2 separate regions of the Homo sapiens genome follow, and region 1 is linked to region 2. A link is a loop called in an ENCODE intact Hi-C map of the cell type or tissue named here. Cell type or tissue: heart right ventricle. All regions are shown on one strand. Each heading gives the region's core, and the rest is flanking DNA. Links, peaks and the distances in the headings are about the cores only. Region 1 overlaps PTPRR (protein tyrosine phosphatase receptor type R). Region 2 overlaps PTPRB (protein tyrosine phosphatase receptor type B).

The links. A loop is a pair of places that touch in the nucleus more often than their neighbours do. Peaks named below come from ENCODE experiments on the same cell type or tissue, not always from the same donor. Only the 100,000 strongest peaks of a DNase experiment are listed, where the experiment ranks them.
Region 1: it touches region 2 in a loop (2.3-fold over the local background); 14 of 110 quality-filtered maps call a loop at or near these places.

What each region holds. Positions count from the first base shown.
Region 1 is chr12:70,642,182-70,652,184 of GRCh38, forward strand. All of the region lies in intron 13 of PTPRR (protein tyrosine phosphatase receptor type R), which reads right to left. Among named protein-coding and RNA genes, the nearest start is that of PTPRB, 9.8 kb to the left of the region's middle. In heart right ventricle, for the core only: no CTCF peak of the experiment used is centred there; a DNase peak (open chromatin) is centred at 3,820; H3K4me3 peaks cover 608 bases; H3K27ac peaks cover 5,167 bases.
Region 2 is chr12:70,583,964-70,593,966 of GRCh38, forward strand. PTPRB (protein tyrosine phosphatase receptor type B) reads right to left here. Exons shown (of 34, transcript NM_001109754.4): 7 at 8,319-8,582; 8 at 6,001-6,270; 9 at 3,044-3,304. Among named protein-coding and RNA genes, the nearest start is that of PTPRB, 48 kb to the right of the region's middle. In heart right ventricle, for the core only: a CTCF peak has its summit at 6,197 (motif pointing right); a DNase peak (open chromatin) is centred at 6,178; H3K27ac peaks cover 752 bases.

The DNA.
Region 1 (10,003 bases), core at 599-8,598, 57 kb after region 2:
CGGTAGTATTTTAAGATACTAACTGACGGTGTAGATTAAATAAAAAGTCAACAAGACTTTTTTTGAATGTGGACATTATAGCTTTCTCCCATCCTGTAATTATGCTACTGGATTTTTGAAACTAAATGCAAGGCTTTCTATTTATTCTTGTTAATTTCAACTTGTTAGTTTCAGCACAATGCTCTTGTTTACTGGATCACTATCTATCGTCAATATATTAGTCTTCCATTTCTCACTCCCAGCGTTGTGTCTCCCAGGTATTTAACAAGGATCCCTTACATCTTTTTATCTAAGGCATTATTAAAAAATAGAAAAAGAGACAAAGTAGGGTCTTTAATATGAGTAAGTTGATATCATGATATATACTATCTAATCCCATTCTATAATTATTTCCAACTAGGTTGTAGGTCCTTTAAAGACCTACAAGCATAATGGCATGGTCTTCTTCTACTTGTAACAATAAAAAGCACTTACGAGTCCTAGGTAAATACTTGTCAAATGAATTACCCAGGTCATGCTATTTTCATGTCATGTGAAAACAGATAAACTCTAGGCTAAAAGAAAGCAAAAGGTATTCCAGGATGCATTCACTGGAGGCTGGTTCAAATTCAGGAACTCATCATAATCATCTCTGAAAATATTAAATAAATGTCCTATTGCATATATTGATATATAGAATAGTCTATTGGCTGGATGCAGTGGCTCATGCCTATAACCCCAGCACTTTGGGAGTGCTGGATGGATCACTCGAGCCCAAAGTGGGAGGATCACTTGAGCCCAGGAGCTCGAGACCAGCCTGGGTAACATAGTTAGACCCTGTCTACAATTTAAAAGAAAAATTAGCTGGACATGGTGGTATATGCCTGTGGTCCCAACTACACAGGAGGTTGAGGCCAGAGGATAGCATTTGCTCTATAACAGGTAATCCATTCTTAGAAAGGTCAACAGAGTCTTCTTTCTTCTTATTTTTGATATGGGGTCTTGCTTTGTTGCCCAGGCTGGAGTGTAGTCATGCAATCACAGCTCACTGCAGCCTTGGCCTCCCAGGCTCAGGTGATTCTCCCACCTCAGCCTCCCAAGTAGCTGGGATGACAGGTGCATGCCACCATACTGAGCTAATTTTTTCTGTGTGTGTGTGTTTTTTGTGTTTGTTTTGTTTGTTTTGTTTTTTAAGAGAGAGAGAGGGTTTTGCCATGTTGCCCAAGCTGGTCTTGAACTCCTAGGCTCAGGCAATCCATCCACCTCAGCCTCCCAAAGTGCTGGGATTACAGGCATGAGCCACCATGCCTGGCAAATGCAGTTTTTTAGATAGGCTGGTCATAGCAAAAAAAGAAACACCTAAGAAGCTAGTACAGTGTCTGTATACAAAATATATTTATGGAATAAATGTATAAAGCTTGGTTAACTATGGAACTCTCAAGAGAGCTCTATAGTTATTCATCCTCAGGAGAGCTCTGACTTGACTCCAGGAAGCTCTTAGGTCAGATAGGTTTCATGGATTTGCTAAAATCTGGATCTATATTACTGATATAAAGTTCCCAATACAAAGTGGTTCTGGGAGGTGAGAAACAAGGGTACTCTTTTTCTTACTTTTTTTTTCTTTTTCTTTTTGGGGCAGGGTCTCACTGTGTCATCCTGGCTGGATCGTGGCTCACTGCAGCCTCAACCTCCCAGGTCAACTGATCTCCTTAGCCTCCCAAGTAGCTGGGACTACAGGTGTGCACCAATATGCATGCACCTTAAATTGCAAACAGAAGTGAAACTTACCTCAGGTTCATATCTGATAAATGCTTATGTTAGAACTAAAACATAACCCCAGCCAATCATAAGCATCCAACTCACATATTGTTATGTCAGTAAGGACTTTCCAATACAGTACCTGAAAAAAGGCAATTATGTAATTGCAAACCAACCAAATAAATTGTTTGTTTCTGTACTTTCCCAATAAATACTTGCCTCTGGCGTTTTGTCATTGGAACACTAAACCTCTTTTGGTCTGGTGTTTCCCAATGTATGACTGGCTTCTTACTAAATAAACTCTTTAAAATTTTATTGTGCGTCAGATATTTCTTTTCCAGTACACGTTTGTTTTCCCAGGAGGTATAATACATTAAGTGAAAATACCTACTGCTAAGCAGGAGTTAGTTTACCAAAAAAGAGTAAGGTCAAATAAAAATGTCAAGAGAACCCCAGCTAGCTGAGAGAATGGTGCCAAGTTCATTACCAGGGGGGACCAGAGTATGTTAAGAGGGAAAAAGACAGCATACACTGTTGTCAAGACAAATTCTGTCTCCACCACTTACTAGATATTTTACCCAACTACACAATCTCTGCAGTGCTCAGTTTTTTCATCTGCAAATGATGCGACAATAAAAACAATAGTTCCTACTTTATAGCATTGTTGTGAGAAATAAATGGGACTATCACTTAACATGTTTAGCACATAGCCAAGCACATATCAATACCATAAATGTCAACTATTATTATTGTTATTGTTATTGTTACTCTTTGGTACCATCTGGTCAAATAGGACTGGTTAGGAGGCTCTGGAGTGAGGCCCCCAAAGACCCTGGAGAACCAAGAGCAAATCTGGCAGAGGACATTAGTTTGCCCATTAAGTTCCAAATATCTTTCTAAATATTGACCAGCCTAGAAGACAGGCACAGTGGAGGCAGATGATGAAAATAGTAGGCTTGGAGTCTGACAGATTCAGGTTTGAATCCTTGTTTTTTTAACTTACTTAGCTAAATGATTTTAGACAAGTCATTTAGTCCTTCCCAACCTGGCTTTTCTCACTTGTAAAATGGCATAAATGACAAACGTCATCGGGTTGTGAGGATTAAATGAATCAGAGCATATCAATGTCTGGCTGAAGGCTATTCACAGAATCCCCAGAAGCCCAGGGTTCTACAAAGGTGGCTGAGGACCCTGGGCAGGGCAGAGGAGGAGGATGGGTCATTAGGACTAGATGCCAATCCCAGCTTTGACCAGGGAAGTTGTGTTTTTTATTGGTTTTCTGTGTTGGTGTTCTGTGGAAGATTCTGCCTGCAAAAAGTTTTCCATTGTTCACAAAGAAGTTTGAAAACCACTGGCCTGGCTAATAAGGTATTTAGGTATTTATCTAATAAGGCTTCAAGTTTTACAAGGTTTAAATGAGAGAATCCACAAAACTCTTGGCACAGTAACTGCCCTTCAGTGAGTACTAAATAAATGCTGTGTATTATTTTTCTTATTCTTAGTTAATACGACACCTAGGGTAACCATGTTTGGAAGAGTTGTGGTTCATTGGTGTTGTCCTGGTGTCATTATCAATTGGGTCACCTTTCACTCTCAGAAGTACCTTGGTTTGGATGATAAATTATTTGTTCATCCTAATGATGCCCCATTCCATGCTGTGGAAGAAAGTCATTCCCTTTATTGCAAAAGTGGTGTTAGCCACGTGGCTTGGATTTCTTTGTGCCCACAGACTATGAAATGCTGTGTTTGGCCAGGCCAGAGAGGATTCAGATATACTACCCTCCTATAAATGTCAGATAATCTCATATCACATTAGCCCTGCCAAATACAAAGATCAGTGTCGTCTCAGTCTCCGTGCAGAACAGCACGTAGCTGTGTCAGCTGGGGGTAAACTCAGGTTAGAAAGGGAAAAAAAAATGTAGTTTTTTCCCTTTGCTACTGGGAGGGTGTTTTGAAAAAAACCTCTCCAGATGCCCAGGAGAGAGATTTGGCTTTTAACATGTTAAAATTTTGACCTTTTGTGACTATTCACTCACACATACAGAGAGCAACAGCCTTTCCTGTCGTACCGCCCAGCCCGTATCCGGTCTAATCAGTAGACAGAAGAAATTCTGCAGTGATGACTCACTTCTGGGCTAACAATGAAACTTATGCTCCTTTGCTTTTTATTATTTTCAAATCTGGAATTCTTTTGGTAAAGTTTGGTACAGTAAATTTAGAACAAAAGGTGTGGACGTTAATGTGCCTCCTGGGTAAAGTTCCAAGAGCTTGGGCATGAGTCAAGTGAGGCTACTGTCTGCTGTGCTTAGCCGGGGTCAGCTGTAAGGTGTGTCTGGCCCCTTGGACAGAGGATTTCCCATGGCTTTACACAGATGTCATATCAAGGAGGGAGAACTTAAATGTAAATTTGGCCAATTCTGACCAGGTATTTTGAACATAGACACCTTCTCCAAAATAGATGTGTTCTAAAGTATTTGTAGGTCATAAAAATCAGCATATATCAAATGATAATTCAATTGATGAGTCTAACATATTTTGAGTTCCATTTTTTTTTCCTCTGAAAATTAGCCGTTTTCCTCTGAACACTCAAGTTAACACCTAATTAACTCCAAGCTAGGAAGAAGGAAAATGTCCTGGCAGCCACTTGGAAGATTCAGTCAGCATAATATGTTTTACAAAGTAGACCTCTTGTTGTGATCTCAGGAATTATAATGTCAAGTAAATCCACACCAATTTCTAGGGCTTTATCTCCAAGTGTCCTTAAAATAAGCAAATCAAAATGTTGAATTCCTGATCTTCAAATGAGATCTTTGAAGTTCATTAATTAGAGGAATCTTTGTGATTATTTGGGAATGCAGAGAAATATGGATAAATGTAAGGTTACAGTTGATAAACCTTAGACCAACAAGCAGAAACTTTAGTTTTGAAATTATTTCAACCAGGTTTTGGAAACAAAAAATATGTTGGGGACATATATTAGCCTTGGAAATTGATGGCATATATATTCTTCTGAGATGGCTGTAGTTAAAAAAAAAAAGAAAAGAAAATCATCGAACTGAAGTGACTAATCAAAACATTTAAACAATGATATGATGCACATTGGAAGCATCTTTTTATCCTGTGTGGGAAGCCACAAGTGAGGCCTTTGGATGTCATTCCAGTTTAAGCCCTCTAAGGTAAGGATGTACAGGCAACTACAAATTCCATCCTTGACTCTTAAAAAGAAGGATTTGACAGATAATTTCCTGCTACTCAGGAAGAAAAAAAAGAGGAAAAAAAAGGCCTTGGAATAAGATATTATTTTATATGTTTCACTTCCCAGGTTCTGTTTTAAAATTCTTCCAGTGTCCAGTTGCCAATGGGATTAAAAGGAAAACGATGAGGAAAAAGTTATCTGAGGTCAATCTGCAATGGAATATGTTCCTTTCCTGCCTGCTTAGATGTCTTCTGATAGTCACGAATTGATTTGTAGTCATACTTCTGTAATATCTATATGCATGTGAAGCACTGTCTGATGTTAAAATATAAACATCATCTATAGTAATAAACTGAGACACTGCATCTCTCATGCTAAATGTGTAAATGACCTTCTGTCACTATCTCAAACTGTAGAACCTTGACATACCCAAGCCTAAATGAATCTTTTTTAGCAAGAGCTACATGCAGCGAAGCTGGTTGGCTTAGCTTTATAGCAATTGGTATTTTTAACTAGGTGGTATAGTTGAACAATTTAGTGATATTTGAGATTAGAAGGTTTAAGTATTATATGGAAGGGCTTTCTAAGTAATAAAAAATGATTATACTGTGTTCAGTTTAGTACTAATGTTATGGATCTTTTTTTCAACTATAATTTTAAAAAATTGACCTATACATTTACGGTAATCTCCTGTTAATAGGAAAATGTGATTGAGCAAAATATCCCTTTTGCAACAATGCTGGCCAACAGAAAGTTCATTGTACTTATCATATTCAGATATTAATAAGTAATCTAAACTAAAATAATCAGAGATAAACAATTTTTCCTGGTTTATATAGCAACTAGTTCAGGGTCATTGCTGAAGGCAGGATTAGAATGTGAACTTCCTCTCTCTTCATCTTGAGTGTAACCCACTTAGGCTTCCCACTGCAGAAAACAACAGCAGAACCCCCAAAATCCAGAATTTAGTCAATCTAATTTGAGCAAAATTGAAAGTTCAGTTCAGAGTGTTTTATAAAAACTTCAAAATTGGTCATGTGGCCTTGGAGATGTCCCCTTTTTTGGTTTTGGATTCTTCCTTTAGAATGAAAACTTTGGGCAATATATTCCTGAGGCTAGATTTTAAAAAAAAACCCACCCTTTTCCTAGGAGATGTTTGGCAAATGTTATGACTATTGCGGCTATCCCATTGTTCTCCACATAAACAAATCTTCAAAGACTCAAAGAAAGCAAGAGCTGAGAGGGATCTCAGAAAGCCAGTTGGTCACTCTGCAATCACTGAATTCCAGCATGGAAAAGCATCTTGTTAGAGGAGTCCTGACATCCACTTAAGCTTTGTTGTGAGTCACACAATGAATATTAACTTGCAAGCATTAAAATACAACAATCAGGTGGAGGTCCATGAAATATCTTACTCTTGATAGTAAGATATTTCTGGTTTTTATACCAGAAAAGGTTGGAGATCACTGTTACGCCCCACATCTCCTTTTACTATGTAGACAGAGAGGCCTAGAGTGGACAAATGGTCACACAGAAAATTAGGGGGCAGAGCCACGCACCAAGCTCCTTGACATCTAGTCCAGAGATGTCCGGCACCTCATTCTTTTGCTAGTCTTACCAGTGTTCAGTTGCAATTGCCATACCACCCACTTCATCTTTTAATTAAAAGCGAATGCAGTGGGAATGAAGGGATGATCCCTTAATGCCCTTCTAAATAAAACATTCGTGGGTGCCTTGCACTGAATTTGAACTCCTACTTGGAAAAAAAAAAAGAAATCTTATTTTAGTTCAAAATATGCTCAAAAGTATTAGTAAAAGGAGAATCACAGACTCATGAATCTGCAATGAGAACTGAGCATCTATTAATAGAAGTTGTCACAAAGCCAATAAAAATAATGTCTTGCCAGAGAATGAGGAATCTACCAAATGGTTTTGTCATTGTTATACTGGAAATATCCATTCAGCATAACACATTCGTCTCTGAACCAGACCATTTGAATTTATTACTAAAATGCAGATTTTTAACTTGAGTAGAAATTGCTTGTTCTTTTCATGTTAAATTACAATGACCAGGCATTGTAATTTTTGGGGTGGTGGTGGTGGAAATCAAAATTTTAATCCTATCCAGTGTTCAAGCTCTTGACTGATCGGTCATGAAATGAGCCCCATTTCAAGTATCCAAATCACTGCCTTGTCTTTTTCTTTGCTGTTAGCCATACCTGGACTCCTCAGAGGAGGCAGCTACAAGTGGAGAGGGGTAGATTATAAGAATAAGATGCACAGTATGCAGCCTTCATTGCTAGTGGTTGGAGGTTGTTAAAAAAGAGTAGAAAAGGATAGAGGAAGGCCTGTGAAGCTCGTATTCTGCCGAATACAAAATATCAGCCTTCTGATATACTGGTTCTGTCTTTTCTCTCTCTTATTACACTTAGCTGCTTTTAATTAGTTGGTTCCACCATTCCTTTCCCACCACCTTTGTTTTTTTGAGTCTCACTCTCTCGCCCAGCCTGGAGTGCAGTGGCGTGAAGTCGGCTCACCACAACTCTGCCTCCTGGGTTCCAGCAATTCTCCTGCCTCAGCCTCCTGAGTAGCTGGGACTACAGGTGTGCACCACCATGCCTGGCTAATTTTTGTGTTATTAGTAGAGATGGGGTTTCACCATGTTGGCCAGGCTGGTTTTGAACTCCTGACCTCAAGTGATCTGCCTGCCTCATCCTCCCAAAGTCTGGGACTACAGGCCTGAGACACCGTGCCGGGCCCTTTTCCTCTTTTTAGGGGTCCAGGTTCAGGCTTAAATTACTATCCTATCTCTAGTCTTCTCTTCACCACAAAGCTTCTTGAAAGAACAGCTTATCTTTATTATTACAACTTCTTTCCCTCTCATTTAGATGGTTCTTGAGGAAATTCATCTGTGGTCAAATAAATGTGAAAGAGTGCTTAAATAAAATTAAAGGAGTTTCTACATTGGAAGATTTTAGATTTTTTAATGCATTAATGCTTATTGTGAGTCTCCGAGTGGGGAAGACTTCGAAGAAATATAGTGTAGGGCTGGGTGCCATGGCTCATGCCTGCAGTCCCAGCACTTTGGCAGCCCGAGGCAGGTGGATCACCTGAGGTCAGGAGTTCGAGACCAGCCTGGCCAACATGGTGAAATCCTGCCTCTACTAAAAATACAAAAATTAGCCGGGAGTAATCCCAGCAACTCGGGAGGCTGAGGCAGGATAATCGCTTGAACCCAGGAGGTGGAGGTTGCAGTGGGCCCAGATAATGCTACTGCACTCCAGCCTGGGTGACAAGAAAGAAATTCCATCTCAAAAAAACAAACAAAACAAAACAAAATATATATATATATATAAACAGCTTTTCCCCGAACTTAGTCAAGAACCTACTTTGTGCCTGAACGCCACCAAGAGGGTTTGGCTTAGGAGGCTCTCAGTAAATAATTGTTAATTAAACTATGTCCTGAGAAGGACAATCTGGGAAACTGGGAAAGCTGGTTAAGACACCCATTTTTCTACACCCAGGTGCCTGATTCATGCTCAGTAGCAGATGTCTAGTGATGCCTGTTGAATGGATGAATGTATGCAGGATTCAGGAGCACCACTCTGTGCAGAGGTCTCAGATGCCTGTTCCACAGAACACAGGATGCAGGCCCATCTATTAGGTTGGTGCAAAAATAATTATAATAGCAAATACCCCAATTACTTTGGCACCAAACTAATACAAACACTCATTCCATTCTAAAAATATCCTAAGACAGAGTTAGCTTCAAGGGATCGTGACCAGTGCAGTCATATACCTCTCACCTTCTTGTGCTGAGAAGGACCCTGAACTTGGGTTAATGCTTTGCTGTCACTGTCTTGAAGTATTTGATACTTTTTAATCAACAGATGCCACATTTTCATTTTATACTGGGCCTCACAAATTATGTAGCTGGTCCTGCCCACAGTGTCCCTTGGAGTGCTCTTCAGCTCTGTCTTAGTGCCGCTTGCTTTCCCAAGACAAGCCATGAGCTTATCTAACAGTCTCCTTGATTGAAGGACCTCGCCATGGCGTGTCCAGCATCGGAAGCCCTCTTCAATTTCCCTTCACCAAAACCCAAGTTCTGAATGTATTCCTAATGCCAGGAGTTACACTCTCTCCAGCTACCACACTGAAAAGAACAGATCACTTCGTTTAGATTGAAGCGTTAATAGCATAGTAGATATGAAGTGTTATGCCATCTCCCATCTCCAGATTCAATAAACTTTAGAAAAAGATAATTCTTTTAAAAGAATCCATCCAAGATTAGCTCTTTACTAGCAGTATTTTAGACATTCGCTATACATTTTAGCATCCTCCATAGATAGATATTTTAAGAAGCAGCAATGTTTTGTCCCTCAAATTGTACTCTTAAGGCAGTTGCCGACAACGTCACTCCAACTATTCATAAAGGAGCTCTCATTTATACTAAAAACTGTTTTAAAAATTATGGTGTCCCGTTGTCATTGCATTTTGTTTTTAAGAGGTGGAGTTTTGCTATGTTGCCCAGGGTGGGTGGCCTCGAACTCCTGGGCTCATTTGTTTAAAATGGCAGAGTATTATCAAAGAGATATGTTTTTGTCAAGAAGTTTTACAATAAACATATTCCAAAAGCCTATTTACTTTTCTATAAGATTGATAAAGATCAGAGAAATAATTAGAGATCAGGCAAATGTCCCAGATTCCAATAGGTCCATTTTGTTACTTCCCAAGCTACTTGACTTTGGACAAGTTACTCGCTATCTCGAATTCTTTGGTTCCTCATTAAAAAAAAAAAAATTAGGCCAAGATGCTTCTTTTCCTTCACTTGGGTTTATTTTGGGAGTTAAATAAGTCATGTGCTTTGAAGACCATGGTGAAGAGTCCATGATTAAATACATTCTGTATGTATTAAATACATAGTGCATTCTGGAATCTCTGGACAGATTCAGAGCTGAAGGTAAGGATAGCCAGGAAAATCGGAATTTGGGGACAAGGTTTGAACAAGTGATGAAGAAAGATATGCTGCAAGTGCATAACGGTAGACATTTGGATTGGCTGAGACCAGTT
Region 2 (10,003 bases), core at 1,451-9,450:
TGAAGATTTCAGCTATTATAATTATCAGACATAGGATGGAAAATAAACATTGTTAATTTGCATATAACAATACAGGAGGGGAATGAAAATATAACTAAAGAGCAACAGAGCACAACATAAATTTGAAAGAGAGCCAAAGAGAATGCTTAAAAGTGAACATAACAATTAAAATTTAAAACAGTGGGTAGATTTTAAAATAGATTAGACAAAGCTGAAGAAAGAATTAATGAAATGAATCAAAGATATGAGAAAGTTACCTATACTGTAGTTCAGAGAGAAAACACATGGAAAATATGAAATATATTGATGTGTTCATATATGTGTGTTCTAGAATACCAGAAGATGACAGAGTGGGGAATGGAGAAGGGGCAAGAGGCAATATTAGAGAGTTAATAGCTGAGAATTTCCAGGATTGTAGAAAGACACTAGTTGGAAAGTACAGAAATGCCAATCAATCTTGAGCAAGAGAAACAAAAAGAAATATATCTACACCTTGATCATTATTGTGAAACAACTGAACCCCAAAGGCAAAAAAGCAGTCATAGCAAACAGACTCATAGAGAAATAAAAATCAGACTGACAGCTGACTCAGCGCAACAATAAATCCCAGAAAGACTAGAATAATATCTTTTATGTGCTGAGAGAAAGTAACTTTAAACACAGAGTTGGAACTTAAGGAAAATATCTTTCAAGACCGAGAGCTATATAAAAATGAGAGCTATATAAAAATATGCCCAGCAAAAACAAAATTTGAGAGAGTTTGTCCCTAGAAACTCTCAATGAAGAAATTTGAATAACGTTCTCCAGGATAAAGGAAAATAATCCCAGATAAAACATCTCAGATGCAGGGGGAAAAAATGAGAAAAAAGGTAGTAAATTGGTAGGTAAATCTAAACAGATGTTGACTATATAAAGCAATAATTATATTTTTGTGGGATCAAAAGAGGAGAGAAAAATAAGATACAGGACAATAGTATATACATTGAAAAAAGAAATTTCTTTTTTTTTTTTTTTTTGAGGCAGGTTCTCGCTCTATCACCCAGGCTAGTGTGCAGTGGCAGGATCTCGACTCATGCAACCTCCACCTCCTGGGTTTAAGTGATTCTTATGCCTCAGCCTCCCGAGTATCTGGGATTACAGGTATGTGCCACCACTCCCAGCTAATTTTTGTGTTTTTAGTAGAGACAGTGTCTTGCCATGTTGGCCAGGCTGGTCTTGAATTCCTGGCCTCAAGATCCACCCATCTCGGCCTCCCAAAGTGCTGGGATTACAGATGTGAGCCACGGCGTCCAACTAAAAAGGGAAATCTTGATGACTTTGCTTCCAATTACACTGAAAAAAATGAAAGCAATTAGAAGATAACTGCTCACCCTACAACGATCCACCTATTGGCATCTGCACCCACATATTCTCTCTTTCCTAGCTGATACGGTTTGGCTCTGTGTCCCCACCCAAATCTCATCTTGAATTGTAATCCCCATGTGTCCAAGGAGGGAGGTGACTGGATCATGGGAGTGGTTTCCCCCATGCTGTTCTTGTGTTAGTGAGTGATTTCTCACAAGATCTGATGGTTTTATAAGGGGCTCTTTCCCCTTTCATCTCCATCACTTCCCCTCCTGCCACCTTGTGAAGAAGGTGCCTGCTTCCCCTTCACCTTCCACCATGATTTTTAAAAATTAATTAATTAATTAATTTTATTACACTTTAAGTTCTAGGGTACCTGTGCACAACATGCAGTTTTGTTACATAGGTATACATGTGCCATGTTGGTGTGCTGTGCCCATTAACTCATCATTTACATTAGATATGTCTCCTAATGCTATCCCTCCCCCGACCCCCGACCCCACAACAGGCCCCGGTGTGTGATGTTCCCCACTCTGTGTCCAAGTGTTCTCATTGTTCAATTCCCACCTATGAGTGAGAACATGTGGTGTTTGATTTTCTGTCTTTGGGATAGTTTGCTCAGAATGATGGTTTCCAGCTTCATTCACGTCCCTACCAAGGACACGAACTCATCCTTTTTTATGGCTGCATAGTATTCTGTGGTGTAATATGTGCCACATTTTCCTAATCCAGTCTATCATTGATGGACATTCGGGTTGGTTCCAAGTCTTTGCTATTGTGAATAGTGCCGCAATAAACATACGTGTGCATGTGTCTTTATAGCAGCATGATTTATAATCTTTTGGGTATATACCTAGTAATGGGATGGCTGGGTCAAATGGTATTTCTAGTTCTAGATCCTTGAGGATTTGCCAGACTGTCTTCCACAATGGTTGAAATAGTTTACAGTCCCACCAACAGTGTAAAAGTGTTCGTATCTCTCCACATCCTCTCCAGCACCTGTTGTTTCTTGACTTTTTAATGATCGCCATTCTAACTGAACTTCCACCATGATTATAAGTTTCCTGAGGCCTCCCTAGTCATGTGGAACTGTGAGTCAATTAAACCTCTTTCCTTTATAAATTACCCAGTCTTGGGTAGGATCTTTATAGTAGTGTGAAAACAGACTAATATACCAGCTGACATTGAGATTAGATTCCCCATGCTCCTTTCTAAAGCCAATTCCTTCACTTGTGCTCTAGATCCCAATACCTCTTGCCTACTCATGGAATAACTGCAGCAATTCTTCCCTCTCACTTTACATCATCATGATTTCCCTTCTACATCTTCTAGATCATTCCCTCCAGCATAAAACATGCTGTTATTTCTTCTGCCTTTAAAAAATCATCCTCCTTTCAACCATAGTTCCTCTTCTAGATGCTGCCCTATTTCTCTGCTCTCCTTTACAGCAAAACTCCTTGAAACGGTTGTTCTTTACTCTTTTTCAAGTTTAGCAAACTAAATCCAAGCAAAGTAAAAAGAAGGAACTAATAAAGATAAGAACTGCAATTGGTAAAATAGAAAACAAACACAATAGAAAGGATCCATAAAGCAATGCCCAGTACATAATAGGCAGTTAATGAATACTTGTAAATTGCATGTTAAATAGTAATTCAGCAGACAGAACACTTTAAAATGTAAAATTTATAAAGGTTACTACCTGTTCTTCCTTTTACTGAAGAGGAATTTTTTAAGTCTCCACTAATACTGGTGACTGTAGCCATGTATTTTCGTCCAGGCACCAGGTCAGTAAAAGTGAATTCTTTGGCATCTTTGGAGAGTGACTTGTGGATCAGTAAGAGGTCTCTGTCAGCTAGGGAAATGATGTATTTCTCCCATTCTGCTACAGGGGTCTGCCACATGATACTCAGTGAGGTTTCATTGGCATGTTTGACACGAAGCTGGAGGACAGCCAGGGGGACTGAGGAAAAAGCAATGGAGATGGGTCATTGATGGACTGAGGCATATTCATAGGGTATACTTTTGATAGTTCTCCTCTTCCATCCTTAAGCGTGTTTCAGTTCAACATTTATTTTATGAATGTCTCTGAGCATTAAAACAAAATCTTATCACAAAAAACTTTGTTCATGTAATGTAACCAGAAATACAGACTCAATTAGAAAACATCTTGCCAGAAGAGTCATTGATTTTTGACTGTATAATACTTTGAGTTTATCTTTTTGTATGAATTCTGTAATACAAAAATATTTACTCCAATCTTGTCATTCACAAAATCACAAAGAAAAGTTCCTGTTTAAGTATTTAGGTGGAGTTAGGAGTATTTGTTACCCCCATAGGTTGAGGAGACCAAGTGCAACTTTCCCTCATTTCTGAGGTGGGGGACACTGATGTGTTCATGGAAGGGCGAGTTGGCTGGCAATAATAGCATTTAATTGAGGACTTATCTCAAAATTGATTCCTTTAAAAGGTTTTATTGTTAAAATTTCTAGGAGACATTAAGAATAAACTGTTGGTTGGGTGCGGTGGCTCACATCTGTAATCCCAGCACTTTGGGAGGCCGAGGCGGGTGGATCACTTGAGGTCAGGAGTTTGAGACCACCCTGGCCAATATGGCAAAACTCCATCTCTACTAAAAATACAAAAATTAGCCGGGCGTGGTGGCTCACATCTGTAGTCTCAGCGGGAGGCTGAGGCATGAGAATTGCTTAAGTGGGGGAGGTGGAGGTTGCAGTGAGCTGAGATGGTGCCACTGCACTCCAGCCTAGGCAACAGAGCAAGACTCTGTCTCAAAAAAAAAAAAAAAAAAGAAAAGAAAAGAAAAGAAAAGAATAAAGTGTTGCTGCCTTAAATTATGAAAGAATCAAGTATTAAAAATTTTCTTGTAAATTTTGCATCCATAAATTTTCTATAAATCCATTCTAATTGAGTCCCTAACTCTCCATCTTCCTTCTTCGGTATAGAGAAATAATTTGATTATTTACATCGAGGCCTACTTCAAGTTACCTGAATAAGGTGAACCAGAGACACAGTTTAAGAAAAGTTTGGGCCGGGTGCAGTGCCTCATGCCAGTAATCCCAGCACTTTGGGAGGTTGAGGCGGGTGGATCACCTGAGGTCAAGAGTTTGAGAGCAGCCTGGCCAATATGGTGAAACCCCATCTCTACTAAAAATGCAAAATTAGCCAGGTGTGGTGGCACATGCCTGTGATCCTAGCTACTTGGGAGGCTGAGGCAGGAGAATCGTTTGAACCTGGGAGGCAGAGGTTGCAGCGAGCCAAGATCATGCCATTGCACTCCAGCCTGGGCAACAAGAGTGAAACTCTATCTCAAAAATAAAAAAGAAAGAAAAAGAAAAACAAAAGTTTGGCCTGGCGCCGTGGCTTGTGCCTGTGATCCTAGCACTTTGGGAGGCCAAGGTAGGCGGACTGCTTGAGGCCAGGAGTTTGAGACCAGCCTGGCCAACATGGTAAAATCCTGTCTCTACTAAAAGAACAAAAATTAGCTGAGCCTGGTGGCACACGCCTGTAATCCCAGATACTTGGGAGGCTGAGGCACAAGAATTGCTTGAACCTAGGAGGTGGGGGTTGCAGCGAGCCGAGATTGTACCACTGCACTCCAGCCTAGGCCTGGGAGACAGAGCAAGACTCTGTCTCAAAATGTAAAAATAATAAATAAATAAATAAAAGTTCTCCTGAGAATTATGCTGACATGCTGAGAGCCCCTAATGTTCTGTGATCTTCCATTTCCAAGTTATTTGAGGTGAGTGATAAAATATTGGAGATGACAGAGATGCTTGTCCTGTGAAATACTAAAAGTCGCTTAGTTTAAGCTCTGTAGGTCTTTGATCATCATCCAGTGGATATTAATATTTGGAAGATGAGGAGATTACTGCAAGACACATTGGCAAGCTAAGTGGGTGTCATGATCCTTTTCTTTGACATTGTTCTAAGAAGAACAGTGAATCCATGTAGTTATTTCCCTATTATCAGGCGAACTAAGAAAGAAGGTATTTGAATTTCACTCTAAATATGGAGTATTTCACATTACAAGGATTATCAAGCAAATGTTGAACTTGGAAGTGCAACTCTCTTATTTGACAATATGAGTACAAGTATTTGACAGTATGAGGATACTGAAACATGAGTCTTGGTATTCTTGCTGTCACGATTATATTGCAAAGCTTTGGGCAAGTTATAACCTCTTTGAGCCTGTTTTCTCATTTCAGTATCCTTATTCTTCCCTTCCCTAAAATCCAAATATATCCCTCTCCACTTTAATCACTCTTCATTGGTACCTGAAATCCCCACATTAGTCAACATGAGGTCAAGGCAATGGTTCCCTAATGCTGATCACTAGCAAAAGGTTCTTCTTTTGTGGGAAGGGTCAGTGTTTGTTTTCAGAATGTATGCATCTTACTCTTTTGGTGTTTGAAATGGCTTTCTTTCATGAAATAATGGAGTTACTAGTGGAAGTGATTTTAAATGTTCTAATTTGACAAATTAGGTGTTAGAAACCCCATGTTAGCCTTAAAGTCCTTAATATCTCAAATTCAGAAAACACCAGGGTATGATATTAGCAGTTACGGCAGTTACCTGGGTTACCTGGGAGAGGGAACAAATTACTCTTCCATTGGTATTAACATCTTCATATTTGCCTACCTGTCCTGCCTTGGCAACGCTCAGAATTCTTCAAATTTCCACTCTCAACAATGACTTCCACCTCATACTGTCTTCCCGGTACGAGCCCCGTGTCATCCATGACATACTGTGTTTCTTCCTTTCCCACAGTGATGTTGAGCAGCACCACAGAATCATTGAAGAGTAGGATCCGATACTGCTCCCAGTCTCCAGCAGGGGGCGACCAGCTCACTACAAGAGACCTCATCCTGCCATTATTGTTTGCCTCCAGGTTTGCAACTTTGTCTGGAACTAAACGGTGAAATGATGTCAAAAAGGAGATATTACAGACCAAAAGTAAGGATACTCATTTACTTTTCTTGGGCAGCAGTAGATAGGAGACACAATATCTGCAGTTCAAAACATTTCTATCCCCTCTTGATGTCTGTGGATTGCAAATGAGTGTTCTTTATTTCGGAGACATTTGACACACAAGAAATGTCCGCTAAAATCATTTTAGTGATATCAGTAATGTAATCTTCTGTTGTAGTGTTAATAATCTAGTGATATGTGGCATCCTTTGTAAGAGATATTGGATGTCGTGATCATGAGGCATTCCTTTCTTTCTTTTCCAACTAAAAAGATTAATGTTCTTGCAAGATTAAGTTCTTTTTTTTTTTTTTTTTTTTGCTTAAAAACATTCAAGGTCTCTCTATAATCTGCAGAATAAAATGTCAAGCCCTCTGCTTACATTTTTGGCTCTTTAAGTTCAGACCCCATATCCTTCCAGTCTTAACTGAGACTACTTTCTGAAGCCATCCTCTCTCCTTCCCTACCCTTTGGAAAGCTGGCTTCCGGTTGTATGTTCTGTAGACCTGCAAGTCTCCTGGGCCCTTCTGCCTCTGGGCCTTTGCTTATTTTGTCCCCTCCACCCCAAAAGCTCTTCCCTCTTTTCCCTCTTTGTCACAAACGTTACATTTTTTAGGTCCTTATTAAAGATCATTTCTATTTCCTCCAAGTTTTTTTTTTTTTTTTTTTTTGAGACAGGGTCACACTCTATTGCTAGGCTGGAGTGAAGTGATGCAATCATGGCTCAACCACAGGGCTCAAGCAATCCTCCCAGCTCAGCCTCCTGAGTAGCTAGGACCACAGGCACATGTCACCATGCCCAGCTAATTAATTTTTTTTTTTTTTTTGTAGAGACGAGGTCTCATTATGTTGCTGAGGTTGGTCTCAAACTCCTGGGCTCAAGCAACCCTCCACCTCAGCCTCCTAAAGTGCTGGGATTATAGCCATGAGCCACCGCACCCTGCTCCCATTTCCTCCAAGTTTTTACTGCTCTTATGAAAGAAAATTTTATCTTTCCTTTTTGACCATATATCTCTTACTTCAGATCTCTAATAGCAGAGAGAATGGACTCTGGAATCAAATAGCCTGGTTTAAATTCTAGCTCTACCACTTACTGGCTGGATGACTATGGACAAATTATTTGACCTCTTTGAATTATCTGTATAATGGTAATAAATAACAAGACATCTCTCACAGTTTTGTTGTGAGAACTAAATGAAATAATGGATATAAATTATTTAGTCAGTGCCTGATACATGCAAATATCAATACAGTCACTATTATTAAAATGTACTATTTTTATTTTTGTACATGTGTGTATTCCACATCTGTGTGATTAAAATGAAAGTTTTCTAAAGCAGGAGTTGGACAATTTTTTCTGTAAGGATCAGGTAGTAAATATTTCAGGTTTTGCAGGACACATATGGTCTCTGTCTCATCTTTTTCTTGTTTGTTTCCTTATTTGTTTGTACAACCCTTTAAACATGTAAAAACCACTCTTAGCTTGAGGGCTAAACAAAATCAGGCCACAGACCAGATTTGGCACCAGATGGGGTAGTCTGCTGGATCCTGCCTTAAAGGCAAGTAGCATGTCTTAGTCGTTTTAACAATAGTACAGTAATTTACATATATAAGGCACTGGATAGATAAGTGAGGACATAAATTAATAAAATAATGTATGGAAAACATGGTTAAATGCTAACTGGTTCTCACTGTAAGAATGAATCAGAAATGTTTTATATACTGGTATCAATGCTAATGCATTTATGCTACTTAAGTGACGTGACATGAAAAAGCATAAGACAGAAACAACATGCAGATCATTCAGAAATCCAAACTCAGTTGCCTAAGTGACTCAGAAGAATGGGCCATACTACAGACACCTTCAGTTACATAGGCTCCACTTCTCAGATTGGGAAAGGAGTTTTCCTGCTGACTTATTTTGTCCTATTTTAAGGTGGATCAGAGAGTGATTTGAGCAACCAAGGAACATTCTGGAGCCCAAGACTCACATGTTCTGCCCACTGCCATCTTCTGAGCAGACAGTTCACCAGAGACACAGCTGACAGTAACTTGATAAAGTCGACCGGGGACTAACTCTTTAAAGTGAGTTTCAGTAATCCAAGGTGCTAATACTCTGGATTCCTTGATGGTCCCTTTGTGAGACAGGGTGATATTGTAAGAATCCACATTTCCAGGAGGTCTTTGCCATTTGACTTTTAGAGAGGTCAAACTGCCATCATTTGTCACCTTCAGATTTGAGACTTCCATGGGGGCTAATCAGGAAAGAACAGAAAGGAGACTTTTACTCAGGATCTCTCACAAGTCCTATGGCCAAATTTTGACCTGTAATTTTATTTCTGCAAGCCACATTCCTTGCTCTGGAGAAAACAAGCACTTCAAGAGGCAAATATTATCCTCTTCAGATGGTGAAAAAATAAAAATAAAAAAAGGTTTTAAAGAGGCAAAAAGTAATGTTGTAAAACCAAAGGTAGGCTATATGCCTAGTGGCAAGGCCAAAACCTTGGCAGGCAGAAGCCTGGATTCTGGTTCAGACTGGGCCATTAGTCAGCTGGGAAACTCTGGACAGCTCTTTCTAGTTCACTGAGCCTTATGGTGTTTCTTATTGGCAAATGAGGCTAGGTCAAAGACCTACAATGGTCCTTTCCAGTTCAGAAATTCTTTAAGTGGAATGCACAAAAAGGTCTGCCATCTGCCTCATTTCTTATCGCCTTTATATATTAATATTCAATAATATTGAGTACATAGTAAATAGATCGATCAATTGATTGATTACAAAATTTTATGTGATAAAACTACTTTAATTTTTATATTAAATCATGATAAAGTTAATGAGTTGTGTTACTACTTCATCAGAGGAAAATGATTAAAAAGGAGATACCCTTTGGTGAATACTCTTTCTAGAATATAAATTAATGAAGCTTCCTTAACAGAATGGGCGGCCAGGAGCAGTGGCTCATGCCTGTAATCCCAACACTTTGGGAGGCCAAGGCGGGTGAATCACCTGAAGTCAGGAGTTCAAGACCAGCCTGGCCAACATGGTGAAACCCCATCTCTACGAAAAATACAAAAATTAGCTGTGCGTGGTGGCAGGTGCCTGCAATCTTAGCTACTCGGGAGGCTGAAGCAAGAGAATCACTTGAACCTGGGAGGCTGAGGTTGCAGTGAGCTGAGATCGCACCATTGCACTCCAGCCCAGCCAACAAGAGCAAAACTCTGTCTCAAAAAAAAAAAAAAAAAAAAAAAAAAAGAATGGGCACAGCACTCTGATTTTGCACAAGGCAGTCAGGAATGCAATTTGCTCTTGATGTACATAAATAACTTTTAAGATATATAGAACATTTTTGGCCAGGAATATCTACATATATTTGAGGTGTGTTATAAAAGGTATGTAAATGTACCGGTGTCCTCAAATATCTTTCCCACCAGCCTCCCATAGTTCCAGAAACTAATGTCTAAGGCACTACATATATTAGAGTTTCTCTTAAAATTAGATAACTTACCAAGAGAGGAGATTTAATTCACACATTAGACTTGCTAGAAGCATTAGATTCTACTAAAATGTAAGCGCTGTGAGGGCAAAGACTTTGTCTCTCTTGGATATTATATCAGCAATGCCCAGCATCTAGCTTACATTCAATAACTATTGGCTGAATGAATGAAAGTTTGTATAAAT